Regions from separate parts of the Homo sapiens genome. Here region 2 is linked to region 1. A link is an interaction called in ENCODE POLR2A ChIA-PET data of the cell type or tissue named here. Cell type or tissue: MCF 10A. All regions are shown on one strand. Links, peaks and the distances in the headings refer to the core of each region. The heading gives the core; the rest is flanking DNA.

Region 1 (9,743 bases), core at 3,863-8,862:
AGACAGATCTCATAGGATAATCAATTCGGAACAGGGTAGGTCAGAGGGTCTCAAAAGAGACTTTAACAAGAAAATGAAATTCAGGCAATACTCATCATATGAATAATCTGAGAGGAGATTTATACAAATGAGGGAGGGTTGTAAAACTAAACAATTTTTAAACTAACAAATTTTTAAAAGACAAAAGAGAAAACACAAAATTGTACAGGAAAAGAAAAGCAGCCAAGTGTGAAAAGGACTCTGAATTATTAAAAGCTAATTAGATTCTGTACACTTCACAACTAAAATACAGAATAACTCACACTTAAAATACTACAAGTGGTTGATCTAACTTCTAAGTCTCATCTCCAGATAACAGCTAAAGAAATTATCTACTCTACCACCGACTTCTTATGACATAGGCTCAAAAGAGACAGTGCTTATGAAGTAACTTTCCTAACACATACATTACTATATGAAAGTAACTATATTAGTTCAACATTTATAAAGACACTTAAAGTGGCCAATAATAATATTAAATATTCTTAATTTTAGTTATTTTGTTTTAAAGAAACTAATGGCAATCCTCCAAAGAACTCTGCGTACGGTAAGGTGGTAGGAAGAGTGGACAAAAGGAGTTATTAAGGAACTGAGATTTCAAGGTGACCAGATATGCTGTTTTTGAAGAAGTGCTATGATAGACAGGAAATCTGGAGAATTACAAATCAAGACTTCAGGGCTCTCAGACTGAAGGGTGTTGAAGCACCAGCAAAGCAGTGAATTGCTTTAGTAAATGCCAAGTCATCCAGGTTGCCTGAGATGTAGTAAATCATGTAACTAAAATAATCTAAGTTTTTCAGCCTCTGCCCTGAAGCAGCAGCACACACTTAATGAAAACACTGACCTACCTTATCAACCATCCTTCCAACCATCTCCAACCGCCCACAAAACACGCTCACATTGATAACACTTTGTAACACATTCAAATGATTATAAAAGAGCTATAAGCACAGTATAATTTTACTTCTAAGGCAATTTTATAACTGCCTCCATTTGTACAATCTATATTATACCTATTTGGTTCAAAAATTAATTTACCTATATTTACATTATACAAATAAAAACATAACCTACCACTTCTTTCTAGAGCAATACATTTCTATATATAATTTAAACATGACAATAATTTTGATAATAATCTTACCTTAAAACATAATAATGTAGTTATCAAATACATTTTGGGAAACATTCAATATTTACAAAGTTTTTACCATGTGTTTGGCATAGTAAATGTGCTGAAAAACTCAATTCAAATGTTCAGGGGAGAATTTTGTAAATATAAGGAAGACACATTATAAAAATAATGAAAACTGGATTGTTTTTGCAAAATCTGAGCAGTTGGGAAGAGAAAGGAATACGGTATCAGAGTAAAGCACATGGTCTTTCTGAGGAGGGTGAGACTGGAAGTGCGGCATAAATCTTGGATGTTTCAATTTTTTCATTCATTGAAGAGGTTCATTCAATAGTTAAAAGTACGGAGATATGAAGTATGTGGACTACTTTAACCCTCACAATACTACAAAAGCAGGTTTTTGTTTTGTTTTGAGACAGAGTCTCATTCCATCACCCAGGCTGGAGTGCAGTGGTGCAATCCTGGCTCACTGCAACTTCAGCCTCCTGGGTTCAAGCGATCCTCCTGCTTCAGCCTCTGGAGTAGCTGGGACTACAGGCACGCACCACCACACCTGGCTAATTTTTGTATTTTTGGTAGAACCTGGGTTTCACCATGTTGCCCAGGCTGGCCTCGAACTCCCGAGCTCAAGCGATCGCCCCCGTCCGTCTCCCAGAGTTCTGGGGGTTACAGGTGCAAGCCACTGTACCTGGCCTGATTCTAGAGATGAGAAAACGGAGGTACAGAGGAACTAAGCAACTTGCTTAAGGTCAGCCCAAGAAACATGACTTGAAGACTTAAACTCTTCCCCATAATAACAGAATACAGCCTGGACATAAAGTGCATCCCATCTCTGCTTTTGTAATTTATGGACAGATGCGGAACTCAAACTGAGCTAATCTGAGTCCTTTCTGCTGGAGGTAGAGAAAGGTACTCCCTTCAGGCCTGAAAGATCGCATGTAGTTGGAAGTACAGAGAGTCTCAAGGCCCCAGCTTAAAGAAGGCCCATACTGCCTGGGGGCAGTGGCTGACACCTGCAATCACACACACACACACACACACACACACACACACACACACACACACACACACTCTCTCTCTCTCTCTCTCTCTCTCTCTCTCTCTCTCCTTCCCTCCCTCTCTCTCTCTGTCCCCCTCCCTCTCTCTCTAAATTTCAGCTCCAGGGGCATTGGGTCCTGCCTTTGTTCCTTCAATTCTCTAAGTTACCCTAGGATCCTTTTCAATAATTTGAAACAATATACAGTTTTTCCACTTAATGCTATTTTGAGTTATGCTTCTATCCTTTACAACTGAAAGGCTTAAGATTCTCTGACCATGGTGCAATACTTTTTTTTTCTGAGATGGAGTCTTGCTCTGTCACCCAGGCTGGAGTACAGTGGTGTGATCTCGGCTCACTGCAACCTTCACCTCCCAGGTTCAAGCAATTCTCCTGCCTCAGCACCCCCTAGTAAGCTGGGATTACGGGCACCTGCCACCATGCCCGGCTGATTTTTGTATTTTTAGTAGAGATGGGGTTTCACCATGTTGTCCAGGCTGGTCTCGAACTCCTGACCTCAGATGATCCACCCACCTGGGCCTCCCAAAGTGCTAGGATTACAGGCATGAGCCACAGTGCCCAGCCACGGTGCAATATTTCTAAATTAACACTAGAAGTAACGAAAGGGTACTAGTAAGGACCACCACAATAAAGCCACACTTTAAAATAACTTCCAAGTAAAAGAAAATATCGAAATGCAGTTAACATGATTATTCCCCGATAGAACTGATTTTAAAAGAAACAAAAATGTGTACTCAATGATAATGAAAATGGTAAGTATCCAAAGCTTTGGGAAGTGACTATATGTAACAAGAAGTAAACACAGCCTTAAACGCTTTTATCATTAAAAAATAATAAATAAAAAATAAAAGAAGCTAAGAGAAAGAACAAAATTAACTTTACAAAATGAGAACGAACAGAATAGAGGTAACAGTAGAAAAAATTAAAAACCAACAAAAATAGCAAAATGTGTTGTTCAAACTGAGCACTGGCTCTCTGAAACATATTACACATAATCCTGCCTGGGCAATATAGCGAGACCCTGTTCTCCACAAAAAGGAAAGAAAAAAAAGACAATAAAAATAAAAATAAATAACCCATTATGTATGCATGGCTTCATTCTTCTTTTTTTCCTCAGCTCACATATAAATAGGTAAATTAAAGAACTATTACAGACTAATCACAATTCAAGCAAAAATTAGGATATTCCACATGGTCGGAACTTATGAAATTCAAATGACTGAATACATCTATAATTTTCTGACACACTAATATTTTCGTCGCTAAAAAAAGAGCCCTGAATGAAATAATGACTCTGATAGGTGACATTACTCGAAATATATCCACCAATCTGCACTTATAAATATCAAAAACCTCACAAGTTTTTATGGGTTAAAAAATTTTACGTAGTCCCAAAGATTATACCTTGCTAGAAGCTGTTTCCATCTCTAATGAGCAATTTGGCAATAAAGATCCAATGCCTTGAACAAAAGTGTATCTTTGTTTCTGGCAATCCCATGTCGCTGATAAATTTCTAAGAACTGGCCGGGCACTCAGGCCTGTAATCCCAGCACTTTGGGAGGCTGAGGTGGGCGAATCACTTGAGGCCAAGAGCTCAAGACTAGCCTGGCCAACATGGCAAAACCCAGTCTCTACTAAAAATACAAAAATTAGTGAGGCATGGTGGTGCACACCTGTAATCCCAGCTACTTGGGAGGCTGGGGCACAAGAATCACTTGAACCTGGGAGGCAGAGGTTGCAGTGAGCCAAGATCGCACTACTGCACTGTAGCCTGGGTGACAGAGCAAGACTCCATCCCAAAAAAAAAAAAAAAAAATGTAAAAATTTGCTTACCAGGGTGTTCATGGCAACAGTATTTTATTACATCTGTACCAAACAAACAAAATGCTCAACCATAAGGAACAACGAAATAAATCCTTGACTCTTCATTTTCTCTCATACCTCCACATCTAATCCAGGTGGCTCTATCTTCAAAACACGGGATATGCAGAATCTGGCCACTGCTTAGCACCTCCAGCACTGCCACCCAGTCCAAGCCACTGTTATCTTTCATCTGGATTTTTGCCTCCTTGCTGACTCTTGCCACCTCACACAATAGCCAGAGTAATCCTTTAAAACCCAAGTCAGATTATGTCAATCCTCTGCACAAAAATACTCCCCATCCCTCTTTAAAACAAAAGCCGCAAACCACAGGTCAGTGGTTATGAGGCAGTTTATGATTCTGTCCCAACCTCATGCCACCCCACTATGCTCTCATCTTCTACAGCCCTCTGCACTCCAGCTGTAAGTAAACCTACATATCAGGTACACTCATGCCTCAGGGCCTTTATAGTTACTGCTCCCTGTGCCTGAATATGTTTTTACCCCAGAGATCCTCATGACTTGCTCCTTCACTTTCTGCTTGAATTGTCACCTTGTCAGTGAGGTCATCCTTAAAACCCGATTTAAAATAGCAACTATAGATAGGCCTCCACCCCAGAATCTCTATCAGCCTTTGCACTCCATTTTTTTTCCATTACACTCAATGCCCTAACACACTATGTATTTTACTTGTCTGTTTACTATCTCTCCCAAATAGAATAATAAGGCCCCTAAAAGCAGGGATTTTTATCTTATTTCTTCACTGCTGTACCCCCAGAATAGTGTCCGGAAAAGCGCGTCCTCATTAAATATTTGAGTGATTTTTGGAATACTGGGTAATAATTAAAAATCATGTTATAAAAAATTTTAATGTGATGTTAGAAACTGGTGGAAATGGAAACAGCATGTTATCAAAGAATATGTAACCCATGGATCAAGAAGAAATCATATGGGAAATTAAAATACATTTTTCACTGAATGTTAACAAGAACACTTCAACATCAGTGGGATTCAGGTAAAGCAATTCTTGGAGGAAAATGTGTAGCTTTAAAACTTTGTATTAGAACATCAGAAAGGTTAAAATCAAAACAATATAAAAATGAATGTTCCAAATTTTGTGTCTAAAACAAATACATATATAAAAGACATTAACAGTTATTTCTGGTGGTAAAATTACAAGCAATTTGCGATTTTTATACCTGCTTTTCCGTATGTTAGTTTTTCTCTAGTGAACAGGTATTATTTTTATAATTAAAAAAAAACCCAGGTTTTTAAAAAACTTCCTTTCCCTCTGGTTGAATTCTAACTGCTGGCCTCTTCCTCTCCCTGTCTCTTAAAATACTTGCTCCTCTGGATTCCATCCTTGTCCTTCGTCAATCTATATTCATCCCTTAGTAATCTTATCCACTTTCTGGATTCATTTATAACTTGCAAATTGATTTCTCAGTTTTTTGTAATATCCTGAATTAGAGACTCATGTTTCCAACCACTTAAAGTATACTTCTATCCAGATGAAAATCCTGTAGCCACTCAAATTTAACAGGCCTGAAAGGAACTCATTATCATTTCCTAAAACTTGTTCTTTTCATCTTTAATACTGGTTAAAGACATCACTATGTACCCAGGTCAATTCTATCAGTTCTAGCTTAGAAATCTCAATCAAATCTAACTTTTCTTCTCCCTCACCAATGCCATGTTTTCAACATAGGCATCTTCTATCAGTTATATTTTAAAAGAATCCTAACTTATTCTCCTGCTATCACACTCTCCTCCTTAAGAACTGAATCCTGATCAGGGTTGCTGCATACAGCCTGAAGTCTGCACCACTAGAGAAGGTTGCCATCCATGTAAACTACGAGTGTTAATTGTGCCCAATGGCCTAATCATGATACTCCCCCTGCTTTCAAACTTCATTAGATAAAACAAACCTACAGCACTATAAAATCTTTCAACTGGCTCCACTTTCTATTTTTCTAGCTTCAGGTTCTCATCATTCCTCTATGCACCCTACAATCCAGACATATTTAACTTTTCAGTATGCCCTATCAAAACCCACACTTTTGTGGATTTTTCTTTAGTCTGTACTGCCCTCTCTCCGTACAACTTCTAAATCCTTCAAACTACAGTTCAAACGTACCCTCCTCTGTGAAGCATTTTTTGACCAGCCTAGACAAAGATACTTCACTAAGTGTTTTGTTAACAGTTCTATTACAGAATTTGTTGCATTGTATAATGATCACATATATCCATCTCTCAAATTCAATGGAGAGTTGAGCAGTGCATAAAGAAGCTCCATATTTGTACCCTCAGTATCTATAATGTCCAGCCCCTAAAAGGGGTTAAGTTCATGTTTATTAATGCTATACTTAACCATATGCATTAGTACAACTTTTTAAAAGTAAATTAAAATGAGTTTAAAAAAGAAGTTACATGTTCAGCTGTCAATCTATCTATAATCCATGTGGCAGAAAGAACTGATGTGACTATTCTTGATTCCTACACTTCCTGGTGTTTAAACCTTTGTATAATTCCCTCCCCTTGCACGTGAACTGGACCTATGACTTGCTTCTAATGAATGAAATACAGCAAAGGCAATGGGTTGTATGTGATTACATGTACACGATTATGTAAGAACATAGCACCAGTTCACCTTTCCTTTGCTTACTTTGAAGAAGCAAGCTGCTCTGAACCTAACAGACACAAGGAAATAAATTCAGCCAATAACCCAAGGAAGTCTGTGGGCAGACCTTTCCCCAGTTGAGTCACTAGATAACAACCCTGCCCTGACCTACACTTTGACTGCAGTCTTAAAGAGGACACAGCTAAGTTGTGCCCAGCCTCTTGACCCACAGAAATTGCAAGGCAATAAACGTGTTGCTTAGAACCACTAAATTTGCAGTCATTTGTGAATAAGCAGCTTAGAAAACGAATAAAATCAGAACCTAAGGTATTTCTGAACCCTTTGTTCACAAAAAGGCCTATGTTTTGTCCAATTTCTTAACAAATAAATGTCATGTACATGCAAAATTAAAACACAGACTAACATTTCAAATAACAGTTCTTAAGAATATTCACATAAAACTTAGGAAGTAATTTGCTACATAAAGCAGTTCCTACACTCTCTTTTAACACATTTGCCAATATACCCAATTATACATAATACTACATGTAATAAGTTTAATATTAGGGCAATTCTCCTTAAAACCCAAATAATAATAAATAGTTTAAAAGTTGATATCTCATTAATGATATTTGGTAATCAGAAGAACTTAGTTACTGGTCACCAGGCAAAGCGATCAAATTGGAGGAGAGCAAGAGACTTGTTGGAGATGTGCCTGAGGGAGTAAGACACTATCTTACAACAACAGGGCTCTTACTCCCTCAGGCACTGCACCAGCCAGCAAAGCATCAAAATACCAGGTTCTTAGGTCACGCTGCTCTCAGATCAGGTGATGCCCTGTGCAACTCACCAATCCTCCCCACCTTGCAGTCAAGAATAATTCCAAAAAATTCCCAAAGCAGAAACTTCCATGACACAGGCCACACTTACACACAGCAAAACATGTAACACGAAGGTATGAAATTACAAGTGAGGAACAATAACCACCAAAATTCTTATTACTTCAGGAGTGGCAGGGGTTGTGGTTAGAAGGCTCATTTTTCTTAGAAAGAGGCAAACATTCCTCTTCGGCCACTCCCCATAAAAGCCTTCAATGGCACAAAATAACATTCAGGAATAGGAAATAGATTAATTACAATATCCCAAATTCAAACATTTTGGCACTTGATATTGGTAAGAAGTGATAACTGAGACCGATTCCATAATGGTTAATTGATGAAGATAACCTAACACCATAAAACTTCACATCTGCCTTAAAAATTAAGAGAAATCTTCCTAGAAATACAGGTCTTATTCAACATATTCAGTTTTAAGAGATAACCCACACTCCTTCAATATAAGAAAACATGTTTCACAAGTAGCAAGGCACCTGAGTTACAATCAGACTACTGAAATACTCATGAGCAAGCCACACCCAAAAAAGCTCAAGAAAATCAGGAGGCCAAAAGCAACCCAGCACCACTGGTTGTCTTAGATTAAGTCATTTTACATTTTCACTTCTGGACTCAAGGATACATTATAGAAGTCCACACGATTTCTCTGGAAATAATCTCCATGTATTGGTATATTTCTATAGCCCAATTCATCTACCCCATCCTTGCTGCATCATTAAAGGCTATTTGACCACTCATATTATGCTCTTATGAACAACAGCTACTTGACAGTGGAAAAAAAAACGTAGACGTAAATTAAAGCCAAACAAACCCTAAAATACCATCAACATTTTTAAATATTAGGAAATACCCTTAAGACCTGTTTTAAAACAAAGGTGATGGACGACACTAGCAGTAGTCAAGAAAGCGTCTGTTCACTTTAACACTCCTCAGTCTGAAAAGAATAATAAGGACAAGATTTACTTCACCTAAAAACTCCTATATAAATATAATCACATTCTGATGTCTGGCAACTCAATTCTAGGAAATTTCTACACACTGAAATATCTGGATTAGGCATTTTTCTTCCAGTTCTCTAGAGAGAATAAGAGTGTATATAGCCAAAACAGATGTCCAAATGACATCAAAACATAAAACCAACACAGAAAACTTCCTCGTTCAATGTGGCAATTCATTATGAGAGAACTACTAACAATTCCACTTGCTAGACTCTTAAGTGTTAAAAATAAAAGGGGGGGACTGTTTTTCATTTTCTATAAATTACATGAGAGCTCACAAGAGAATAATTTTGAATCTTATTAGTACCACATTTTCTTATTAGGAGACGTTAATAATATAAACAACAATTAAAACAACAGTTTTACAAAAAACAATACGAACTTTCCACTAATTCTGAAATAATCCTTTTATCAATTTTCAGATGCAGTTATTTGTATATAACCATTTATACAATTTGTAACTGAATAAACACAATAATGTTATAATAGATACTAAAAAGTTAAGTAAATGTGAACTAGTCAAGTCTTTTTTAATTATAAGATTCTTCATTTAGCTCCCTAAATCTCAAGATGATGAGAAACATGCTTCTATTGTTTTCCTAATAACCCGTCCACTAAAATATAGGTAAAAATCTCAGTAAGGCAATGCCACTAAGATGGGTTTTTACGTAAATGTATTCCATCTCCCTGCCTCAACAGAGATTTCAGGATGTGGCACTTTCATCTGATCCTGTCATATAATAAGAACAGGTAATTTCTCTGATGTCTTTCCAGCAATTCTCAACTGAGGTTCCTCATCTGAATCACCAAACACAGGAAATTATTTCAGTGACTTTTCTCAATTGTTCCAAGAATGATACATAACTAAAACCGTTCTAAATGCACTGGAGCTAAAAGTTAAAATTCATTGCACACTACGGCACAATTGTCTCCAGAAAGCCGGGTGAGAAAGGCTGCTGTAAGTTCCTCAGAAAGTGTCACTGTACTACTAGGCCCCAGTCACCCAACCCCAACAGCACTAAAAGAACTATAATGAGTGCACAAATCTAGAACTTAGATAAGAAAAAAGATAAATGCTTTATCTCCAACTTTAAGCAACTAGGTATTTTTACTTACTAGGAATAGCATGGGGCTCAACTGTCTC
Region 2 (11,706 bases), core at 3,233-8,232, 120 kb before region 1:
ATCCAGAAACATAGATCAGGAAAGCCAAAAACCAATTTGCATTTTGATTTGATTTCACAGATGTTAGAGTGTATCATCTGGCTTTCCACACTAAAATCATATGATTGAAGGTTCTTTGATGTCAGCATTTGGTTCTCTTTCCAGCACTCCTTTCATTCACTGATGAACATTGCTCCTGATTCCCCTGCCTGCAGCAAAAATGAATGAGTGAGCCGGAGAGGAGAGTAGGAAGGAAGGAGATGAGAACAGAATAGAACAGCAAGGAAGGACGTGGGTGGGCTAATTCCTGGAATCTTAACTTCCACCCTCTATTGCCACCATCCTATTGATGTGTCCAGGGAGGACTGGCCTGGTGCCTAAGGCCATCAGCTGCATCCTAAGCACACTGACGTTTCCTGGAGCCAGTAAGCTCATCACCTGCTGAACAGCTGTGGGGACAGCTCACCTGCCCACTGCTGCTTTCAGATTCCCAACTGGATATTCACTAGGTGATGTGTAAGATCTTCCTTCTGCTGAGAAAATGCACTTAGCTTGTTTCCAATTCACTTTCCCAGGAGAACTCACGGGTGATGAAGACTCTTCCACTTGAATCCTCTAGTCCATTGCTTCTCATTATCACCCCTGTAAGGAGACATTTTAGATATTTTCCCCAATCTCTCTCCCATCTTGAAATTTTAATACCACTGATATACTGTGTTTCTGTTTATGTACAACTGCAACCCTCTGAAGGCCACAAACCATCGAATAACTAAGTTCCTTTTTGTCTCCCAAGAATTAATTTTGCCCCTGTGGGGATGATAAAGCTCTTACTGAAAATCTCATCAAACCCTAGATAAGTCTTCTCATGCTTGTTGTCTCCAAGAACCCTTCTATCACCCTCTCTTTCTGTGTAGAGCGATTTGCTTTCTGCACATTATTCAACTTTCAATACATCTTAATAGTTATAAATTTAACATTCTTATTCTCTTTTCACTCTATCCTAAAGACAGTTTTATCTATGTGCAAGAACTGTGCTTATATTAGGAAAAGCAGTGCTGTTTGTGAAAGGGGAACAGGCCCTCCTAGCAGGGACAGTTGTTGCCTGAAGCCTTCTGGTCCCAGTTGCTTCAGAGATGAATTTCTGCAACATGTCCCGAATTACTGCCACCTGGCCTTTGGGGAGAACTTGAGGCTAACTTTGGCTTTGCTGCTGTGCAAACTTCCCTTTCTCACTTTCCAGTTCCCCCTCCCTAACTCCCCCTCTAAGAGACCCAGTGATACCCAGAATTCCCTTTTAAAATAGAACCCAGGCCTCTGCCACTCCGGGCTGCCTACTTCCCACATCAGCCCACCCCATGCATCATTGCTGAGCTTCGCTAGGTGTTGGGGACATCAGACTCATTCAGGCAATTCAGAATAAAACGCAACTGTCTCACAGGACTACCCATGTCAGATAGTTTAATATCAGAAGAGGAGCTGGCTGATCCAAAAACTCTACTTAGAAACACAAAGGATGAGAAACTTCAGGTCAAGATAATCTTCATTTCTCCTCAATTGTCTTCCCCACAGTTCCAGAATCATTCCAGGGTATGGTTGGCATTTCTGAAAGGGTTTGATCCCTGCAACACCTTAAGCAGAGCTCAAAGTCCATCTACTTTCTATCTATCCAACCATCCATTTGTTTCACAAATAAATACTGAACATCTGCTTTAGGCCAGGTACTGTGCTGGCTGATAGGAAATGGTTAGTGTCATGTCTGGACTTTTTACCCTACTTGCAAGTTAGTAAGTTAGACTGTTACTGTTTTGTGGATGCTGGCACAGGACGCAAGCCTCCTGGGTCAGAAGCACAGGACTTTATGATCGACAGAACAGTAGACAACATGAGCACGAGCATGTCTGCATCAGCCCCTGTGCCCCGTAGCCCACGAAGACAGTGTGCTGGGGCACAGGTGGATGCTACACATACAGTGGCTTTGCATGGCAGCTGAAGAACACTGAGCTTGAGGAGCCTGCCATTTTATAGCAAGCAGTAGCAAGTCTGCTCTCCGAACTGGAGGGAGCTACTACTTTATCCTCAAGGTTGTCTGCTGCGAACATAATGTCTGCTGAGAAGCAGTCTGAGTAGAGTGGTCAGGGCCTCGCCTTGTGTGCTTACCCAGCAAGAATGTGCTGGATGCTCAGGACTCAGGGCAGATCACCTCTCTCAACAGTGAACTAAAAACACGCAGAGAGCCTACACTCGCAGCACATACGGTCTAGTGGGGAAGATGGATATATTTATTCAAACCACCAAGTGGGTAACTGCCAAACTGCAACCATGATGAGTGCCCAAGGAAAGGTGCAAGGGCTTTCAGGGCCTATCATAGGCGTACCGTTCTCCCTTGAAATCAAGGACACAATCTGCAGGGAGGACAGTGAGGTTCAGTAAATGAACAGCATGGGCCAAGGCCCCATGGCTCCGAGGAGCCTGGCCATGAAAACTGGATCATAGAACTCAAGGAGGAGCACAGCACAGGTGGAGCTGGGAAATACAAGGTAAGGGCCCACCCCAAGACAGGCCAGTGTTTCTTAAACTGTATACTGTGACCTGCTAGGAGGTTGTGAAAGCAATGGGGTGTACGCCCAACCTCTGTTTTTAAAAAATGAAACAGAATAGAATATCAGAGTCCACCACAGAGTAGCACCAAGAAGCAGTGAAAAGCACGGGTCTGGACCCAGACTGCCACTCATTAACTGTACAACCTCAGACAAGCAACTGAACCTCTCTGTGCCCAAGTGGCTTCAGCTTTAAAGTGGTCATAAGAACATGTGCATCGCATGGGTTCTTACAGGGACTAGATGAGTTACTATTCACAGCACAGCAAGAACAGTGTCTGGCAATCAGTAACTGCCATGCAAGTATTTGTTAATCAAATAAAGGGTAAGTATTGTCTTGTGACACTTTTATAAAATATACATCAAGTGTACTGAGTTTCAATATAAACTGTCTTTATTGCGAGTAAAGGTCAAAAAAGTTTAAGAATTTTGGTCTTTCACAGAAATCTGAAGCCCCTGAAAGATTTCATCAGAGAGGAGTGGCACCAACAGGTTTACATTCCGAAAAGATGGCTTTGGCTGCAGTATGAAGTTGAGGACCTTATGAGACAACCAGCTGGGAGGCTCTCGCAGAAGTTGAGGCAGAGATGATGGTGGCTCATGGGCAGCACTAAGAAATAGCCACAGGGACCCATAGGCACTGATATTGCATGCAGAGATCTTGAGAGCTGTTTTGTGCATTCTGTGGCTAGGTCGCCGATTAGTGGAGAAAATTTTGTGATGGCATCTGAATCTACCTGGAACATCAGTGCCTATATTGGTCACAGCTTCTCTGGTGGCAAATAACAACATCCTTCTCTGGGTATCTTAAGCAAATGGGGGCATTTATAGGATAAATCCACTGGGGGCTAGCACACCAGCATGGAAAATGTGGTGGGGGGGGCAGGAACCAAGATAGTTCTGGAAGGCTAAGAAATACAGGAAGCAGGATCAACACCACCAGTACTCCACTGATACATTCATGAATGACTTCTAATAGTACCGTCTTGGTTTTACTCTTAATATTCAAAGTTCTTGGCAGACACAGCCAATCAACCAAGGTCAGGTCACAGGCAATGCCTTAGCTGACAGGAGACAGAGAGAGGGAGGATGTTAGCCCCTTTGTCTTTCATAGTGGGAGCTGGGGCAGTCACCCACCCAGATGACTCACAGTGGGAGATTTTCCCAGAATAGAAAGGGGCACCACCGGAATGGGTGAAGGATGGCACAGGGGGCACTGATGGTACAGGGAGTCAAGAATGATTCACGGGCTTTTGGATTGTGGGGTCATTTTGAAACTACTAGAAAAGAACTGGATTTTGTTTGGAGGGAAGGGTGAATGAGGAGGAAGCACAGGGCCGGTGTGGACATAAATTGAGTTTGAGGTGCATGTGAGATAAACAACTGGAGATACACAGGGCTGGGGCATAACAGAGGCCTGAGGTAGAGAAACAAGTTTGGGACTCAACAGGATATAGATAGTATTGAAGACATGGTCAAAGATGAGGCCAACCTAGGGCAAGAGTAGAGTGAGAAAAGACCAAGCACGAAGTCTTGAGGAATTCTGTCACTTAAAGACAAGGTAAAGGAGGATGAGTCTTCAAAGGAAACTAAGACAAGGCCAGAAAGGTTGAAGGAAAAGCAGACGGATGGTGGCGTGGTGTTGAGAAGAAGTCAACCACCAGTAAGAAAGTTTCATGCTCATGGATTTAGTGACAGGAAGGTCATGGGTCACCCTCATAAGAGCTGTTTTCATAAATTAATGCAAGGAAGCCAGACTGAAAAGGATTGAGAAATAACTGGAAGATGAGGATATCCTTCAAGAAATACAATGTGGGCTGGGGCACAGTGGCTTATGTCTGTAATCCTGGCACTTTGCGGGGCTGAGGCCCGTGGATCACCTGAGGTCAGGAGCTTGACACCAGCAAGACCAACACAGTGAAACCCCGTCTCTACTAAAAATATAAAAATTGGCCAGGTGTGGTTGTGGATGCCTGTAATCCCAGCTACTCAGGAGGCTGAGGCAGGAGAATCGCTTGAACCTGGGAGGCAGAGGTTGCAGTGACCAAGATCACGCTATTGCACTCCAGCCTGGGTGACAGAGCAAGACTCCATCTCAAAAAAAAAAAAAAAAAAAAAGGAAAGAAAGAAATATGATATGGAAGGGACAGGATATGACAGTAGCTCAAGAGGGTTATGGAGTCTAGGGAGGGTTACTGCAACTGCATCTGACTTAAAACAAAGGGAGCTCAATGTTAATGGCAAAGATGAAACTGGGTTCATTTCTTTAATTCCCAATTCTACTAACCTAAATGTATGATGTATTGGTAATTATTTTATTCTCATATATAGACCTGAAAAGTAAAAAATAAACGATTACATTATTAAATAGAACTTGATTCAGGGATTATGAAAACAGTCTCAGAGTGGGACTCTGGTATTAAATATGTGACTAATATGTTGTATATACGTAAATGATTTGCCTAACTCTTGTACATATGGCAGATTTTTGCAGTAAATAGTCCCCAATAAATCATACTCCCCTCTACGCAGGTGACTCACTAAATAATGGCACATCGGCAAACACGATGCAAGCAGGAGCTTGAGACATACTTGCAGATTGGGGCTTGCCCTCTCTTGCTGCTGGGAACACTTCCACCAACATGTGAAAAATCTCAGGCAGGCCTGCTGGAGACACACAGTCCAGCCAGCACCTATTTCCAGACATGTGAGTGAGGCAATGCTGGACCAACTAGCCCCCAGCTTCCCACCTGCTCACTGTAGCCGCATGAACAAGTAGGGGCAAGAGCCCAAATTTCTGACTCACAGAATCATGAGTTAATTTAAGACTGTGGTTTTAAGTCGCTAAATGTTGGGGGTAGTTTGTTACCCAGTAAAAGATAATTGAAACAGTACATAAAAGTTAAGGAAGGCTAACTGCTGTAATAATAAATAGAATGCTAAATATACAACGGCTTAAATACAATAGAAGTTTATCTCTTGCTCATGTGAACAGTCCAAAGAGGTTTCAGATTGGTGGCAGGCGGCTCTGTCCCATACAGTCACTCAGAGACTCAGGATGTCCGTCTGTCATCGCCAATGTGTGGTTCCCAAGGTCACCTTGGGCATCATCAGCCAGACGGCAAAAGCAGAGAGAGCAAAAAGGACAGCAAATGGGAAGTTTTATTGGGCCCAGCCAAGAAACATGACATGTCTCCTACTCATATTCCATAGGCTAGAACCCAATCACGGGACCAAGGCTAAGTGCCATGAAGGAGTAGTTGCGCGCCTAGGAAGATGAGGAAACAATATGATGAACAGCAGGCACCACAGAATTGTACTGGCTTTTTTAGAAAATAAAAATCACGTTTGTCAGATGCAGCATGGCATAGTGGGAACAGGCTGAGGGCCAGAAAGATCTGCGTGAGATTTTGGTTCCACACTTGTTAAGTGTTTAACCTGGGAATATTACCTAATCCAGTTAGACCTTCATTTCTTTATCTACAAGATAGGGAAATACTTTTTTCATTGGGTTGTTGTGAAATTGGTGTAGTTTAATCTCTACACGTGGTAGAGTGCCGGGTACATGATCGGTGTTCGATAAACGGTAGCTACTGGCATTAACTAAATTGAATGGTATGATAAACAAATCAAAAAATATGGAGGGAAGAGTAACACTAAGCTGTCCAGATAGCAGTAGTATTAGCCATGATGCTTCCAAATTAAAATTACTGAAGTCCAATTAGCCAGGCTTGGTGGCGGGCACCTATAGTCCCAGCTACTTGGGAGGCTGAGGCAGGAGAATGGCATGAACCCAGGAGGCAGAGCTTGCAGTGAGCCGAGATCGTGCCACTGCACTCCAGCCTGGGCGACAGAGCAAGACTGTCTCAAAAAAAATTACTGAAGTCCAACTCAGTGTAATACAAAAAGAAGGGATTAGAATGATACAAAGAGATGAGGTGACTCTCAACATCAAAGGGAGACCTGTGGACTGGAACCCCTTTCAGGACTTCAGAGACTCAGTCTTTTGTTTTGTTTTTCGTGTTCTATGTCCACTTATATTCTTTGCTTCATTCTCCCCAGTTATAGACACACCTTTTGCCTCCACAACTGCTAATTTTAAAATGTGCGATAATGGTATTGTAGTTATGTTTTTAAAGAGTCCCTTTCTTGAAATACACATTGAAGCAGTTATGGATGAAATGATATCAAGGTTTTGCTTTAAATACATTTTAATATATTTGGGGATGCAGATGACATCCCCAAATATATTAAATTTGGGGATGAGTGCAGATGACAAGATTGGCCATGGGTTGGTCATTGCTGAAGTTAGGGGATGGGTGGGGCATTTCACTACATAGCCCTCTGTAGGGTTCTGCATCTGCGGATTCAAATCAGATCAAAAGTGTAGTTAGGTCTATGATGGTTGTGTCTGTACTGAGCATGTACAGATTTTTTTTTCTTGTCATTATTCCTTAAACAACACAGTATGACAACTATTTACATAGCATTTACATTGTATTAGGTACTACAAGTAATCTAGAGATGATTTAAAGTATGTGGGAGGATGTGCATGGGTTATATGCAAATACTGTGCCATTTTATAGCAGGGACTTAAGTGTCGGCAGGCTTTGGTATTCACAGGGGGTCCTCAGACCAATCCCTCACAGATACTGAGGAATGACTGAACCATCCTCTCTACTTTCATATATATTTGAAATTACCCATTAAAAAATAAAAACAAAGGCCCAACACTCATCTCGTCTTGGCTTAGCAATTCAAGAAAAGAAACAAATCGGGTTGGTCCATCTTATGTTAATTTTTTAGCTGTGATTTTCTGCCTTGGTGAAAGCTTTATGTAGTTAAAAGGAAGAGTGATCAGCATTTTCATCCATTTGGGTATGAACTTTCTGGACTTTAAGAGAAATGGGTAAAATGATATACATAAATCAGGACTTGACAGGGTTGAACTCACTACAATCTTTTCATGACCACTTTGCTAGAACACTTTTCCCATTTTTCTTACATCACCTTATGAGAGGCAGAGCTATTCTGGCAGTGTTTTCCTCAAGCACCATTGTATTTAATAGAGTCTCAGGAGAGACAAGTTCAGAGAAAAAGGCACAAGGACTGCAAAAGTTATGGATCTATTTTCTAGTGATGTAGATAATAAGCTTTCAGAATAGTCATGTGTATACTGAAGGTATCTAGTCAGAATGCCCAATACATCAGAGATCTTCTGGCCAGCGGCGCAAAAGAAAAGGATAAAGAGGTTGAGAACTAGTTACTATTGTTTTCTCATGTGATATATTTTCTAAAGAGAAAAAAGCTCTGTTTCTCTTTATTACACTCAAGGTGTGCATAGGTTTTGTAATCGTGTTGCTTGAACTGGTTGATCTCATGTATTATGTTGATCACATAAAAAATAAGGATCAAGGGGAAGAAGGTATTGATAACCTTAGAAATAAAGCCTAGGGGCTGGGTACGGTGTCTCACGCCTGTAATCCCAGCACTTTGGGAGGCCAAGGCAGGCAGATCATGAGGTCAGAAGTTCAAGACCAGTCTGGGCAACATAGTGAAACCCCATCTCTACTAAAAATACAAAAAATTAGCCAGGTGTGGTGGTGTGCGCTTGTAATCCCAGCTACTCAGGAGGCTGAGACAGGAGAATCGCATGAACCTAGGAGGTGAAGGTTGCAGTGAGCCGAGACAGTGCCACTGCACCTGGGTGACACAGCGAGACTCCATCTCAGAAAAGAAATAAAAATAAAAATAAAAAAAGCCTAGGGATATAGGGAGCCAGAATTCCTTGGCTATAACCTAGTCTTTGGTCTTTGGCAAAAAAAAAAAGTATATTTGGAATTTAACTTTAACTTTTATAATTAGACATCTTTGCTAATCAGTCTCATTTGTTATATCCAAATCAGACTTTTAATTTTCACAGATATGCCAAATTGTCTGTTCCAAAGATGGGCATCACAATACATCCCATTCCATGTGCTTCTCTTGCTATGTAACACTGACACTCCTTCCAACAGGTGGTAGAAGTCTGTCTTCTCCCCGTGCTCCTAGGAAGACCTTCATGTCCTCCTTGACCAACAGGGGATGGTGGAAGTGACTCTGTGTGACTTGTGAGACAAGATTCTAAAAGTCATGCACTTCTGCCTTGTTCTCTTGGGATAACTGCTCTTGGAACCCAGCCATTGCAGTGAGGAAGTCAAATAGCTCCATGGACATGCCATGTGTAGGTGTTCTGGCAAACAGCCCCAGGTGAGGTTCCAACTGACAGCCAACGTCAACCACCTGACGAGAATGAGTCTTCCAGCCTTGATCTGCTGAGTCATCGCCAACTCCAGCCAATACTGTAAGGAGCAAAGATGAGCTGTTCTGCCAATTGTAGCCCAAATTGCAGATTTTTGAATAAAATAAATGACTGTTATCATTGTAAGCCACTAAGTTAGGAGTGCTTTGTTATGCAGCAAAAAATAATTAGAAGAACAAATATGACATTATTAAATTAGTAATGCTTTTGACTTTTAGTACACGGGGGAATAGATAAGTAAAATGTTGAATAAATATGAATAAAGTGGAATATTTCTGAAGCAGTCAGAGGGATGAATTAGCCATACATGCAGCAACATAAGTCAATCTTAATACACAGTGAAGAACTAATCATCAGAATGCTATACAGACAATATATTAGGCCGATTTTGCACTGCTATAAAAAAATACCTGAGACTGAGAAAAAAAAAAAAAACCTGAGAAGAGGTTTAATTGGCTCACAGTTCTGCAGGTTGTACAGGAAGCATGGTGCTGGCATCTGCTTAGCTTCTGGAGAGGCGTCAGGGAACTTTTACTCATGGCAGCAGGCAAAGCAGGAGCAGGCATGTCACATGGTGAAAACAGGAGCAACAGAGGGCGAGGGGAAAGATGCCTCACACCTTTAAACAGCCAGATCTTGCTAGAAGTACCGCAAAGACAGCGCCAAGGGGATAATGCTAAACCATCCAAGAGAACTCTGCTCCCATGATCCAGTCACCTCCCATTAGGCTCTACCTCCAACAAAGGGAATTACAATTCAACATGAGGTTTAGAGGATACAACATCCAAACTATATCAGACAATAACCATTTATAAACATGTAAAAAAAAACTAAAAGAAATCTTAGGTATTTTTGAAAGATTCATAAAAATCTAATTCAATGTACAGAAGGTAGATCAGAAGGACATATATTAAATACACTAGGGTATGTAGTTAAATAACTATAGGATTGGGAATGGGAATAAAGGGAGAAAATTTTAAAAAAGTCAAAAACAAGAGAGTGTTATGTAATTTCCAGACTTGATTCCCATTTCCTTCTAAGTCACACAGCTAAAATCTATTTCCCAGCCTTCTGTGCAGTTAGGTGTGGCCATATGATTTAGCTCTAACTATTGGAATGTGGGCAAAAGAGATGTAAGTTATCTCTAAGCCAAGCCCCTCAGCAAGGAAAAAATGGCCTTGGCAACTAATAAATAGATACCAAGATGGACCACATCCTATCCTGGGTCATGTAAAACAAACCTTCACAAATTTAAAAGGACTGAAATCATAAAAAATATATTATCTGTTCATAATGAATCTAACTAGAAATCAATAATAACAGAAAGATACCAGGAAAATCACAAAACAATTAGAAATTAAACAACCCACTTTTAAATACTCCAATGGTCAAAGAGAAAGTCTCAAAGGAAATGTAAAAATACACTGAAGGGAATGAAAATACAACATATAAAAATCTTTGGGATGCAGTTAAAGCAGTTTCACTTTTAGAGAAATTTATAAATTTAACACTAAATGCTTATATTGGAAGATGGTCTCAGATCCAAAACAAAGCTTCCACCTCAAGAAACTACAAGCGGAAGAGCAAAATAAACCCAAAGCAAGTAGGAGGAAGGAATAAACGTAAGAGTAAAAAGTCAATGAAATTGAAAACAGAAAAACAATAGAGAAAAATGAAAGCAAAAGTTTATTCTTTGAAAAGATCAATAACATTGATCAACCTCAAGCAAGGCTGACAAAAGGTGGGGAGAAGAAGAGAAGAGGGAAGGAGAGAGGAGAGGAGAGGAGGGGAGACAGGAAGTTAAGAAGGGGGAAAGTGCAAGAAAGACATAAATGATCAATATTGGTAATGAAAGAAGGAATACTATTACAGACCCAGCAGACATTACAGGATAATAAAGGAATACAACAAACAACTCTATGCACATAAATTTGACAATTTAGATGATATGGACCAATTCCAAACTATAAAAACACCCAAGATAACAGATAACTTGAATAGTCTCATAACTACTAAAAAAATTGAATTAACAGTTTAAAACCTTTTGATAAAGAAATCTCCAGGCCCAGATGGTATCACTGCTGAACTGTAACAAACATTAAAAGAATAAGTAACAGTAACTTTATACCATCTCTTCTGGGAAACAGGGAAGGGAACAACTAATAAGTGAGTTAGCAGGGTTGCAGGATACAAAGTTCACACACACACATACACACAAATGGAACTTATTTCTATACACTAGCAACAAATGTATTGAAACTGAAATTAGAAACACAAAACCCTTTATACAGCTGCTCCAAAAAAATAACTTCAATCTAAATTGAACAAACTATGCATAGGATTTGTACGGAGAAAATTACACAACTCTCATGAAGAAAATCTTAAAAAGACCTAAGTCAATACAGAAACAAACTGTGCTTATGGATTGAAAGATGATTCAACATATTGAAGATGTCAATTCCCCTCAAGTTGATCCAGAGGCTTAATACCACTTTCATCAAAACCTCAGAAGGAGTTTTTGTAGATATGAGAAAATTTTCAAATTTACATGAAAGCATAAAAAACACAAAAGAAAGTAAAGCTGGTGGAATCACAATATTCAGTCTTCTAATACTATACAGTGATAGCAGTTAAGGCAATGAAGTCCTGGTGGAGGGACAGATATGCAGATCAAAGGAACAGAATAGTGTGTCCAGAAATAGACCCATGCAACTGTGGCCAACTGATTTTAACAAAAGGGCAAATCCAATTCAAAGGAGAAAAGATTTTTTCAACAAATGGTGTTAGAGTAACTGCACATTCTTGGTCATAAAAACAAACCTAAACCTA

What was found. Peaks named below come from ENCODE experiments on the same cell type or tissue, not always from the same donor. Only the 100,000 strongest peaks of a DNase experiment are listed, where the experiment ranks them.
Region 2: POLR2A ChIA-PET joins it to region 1 with 10 read pairs; 4 of 35 experiments call an interaction of 5 or more read pairs at or near these places.

The regions. Positions count from the first base shown.
Region 1 is chr7:30,287,550-30,297,292 of GRCh38, reverse strand. All of the region lies in intron 1 of ZNRF2 (zinc and ring finger 2), which reads right to left. MIR550A1 (microRNA 550a-1) reads right to left here and starts at 7,499; the gene lies at 7,403-7,499. MIR550B1 (microRNA 550b-1) reads left to right here and starts at 7,403; the gene lies at 7,403-7,499. In MCF 10A, for the core only: no CTCF peak of the experiment used is centred there; a DNase peak (open chromatin) is centred at 6,812.
Region 2 is chr7:30,400,813-30,412,518 of GRCh38, reverse strand. LINC01176 (long intergenic non-protein coding RNA 1176) reads right to left here. Exons shown (of 3, transcript NR_108081.1): 2 at 9,497-9,607; 3 at 8,464-8,917. Among named protein-coding and RNA genes, the nearest start is that of LINC01176, 16 kb to the right of the region's middle. In MCF 10A, for the core only: no CTCF peak of the experiment used is centred there; a DNase peak (open chromatin) is centred at 5,298.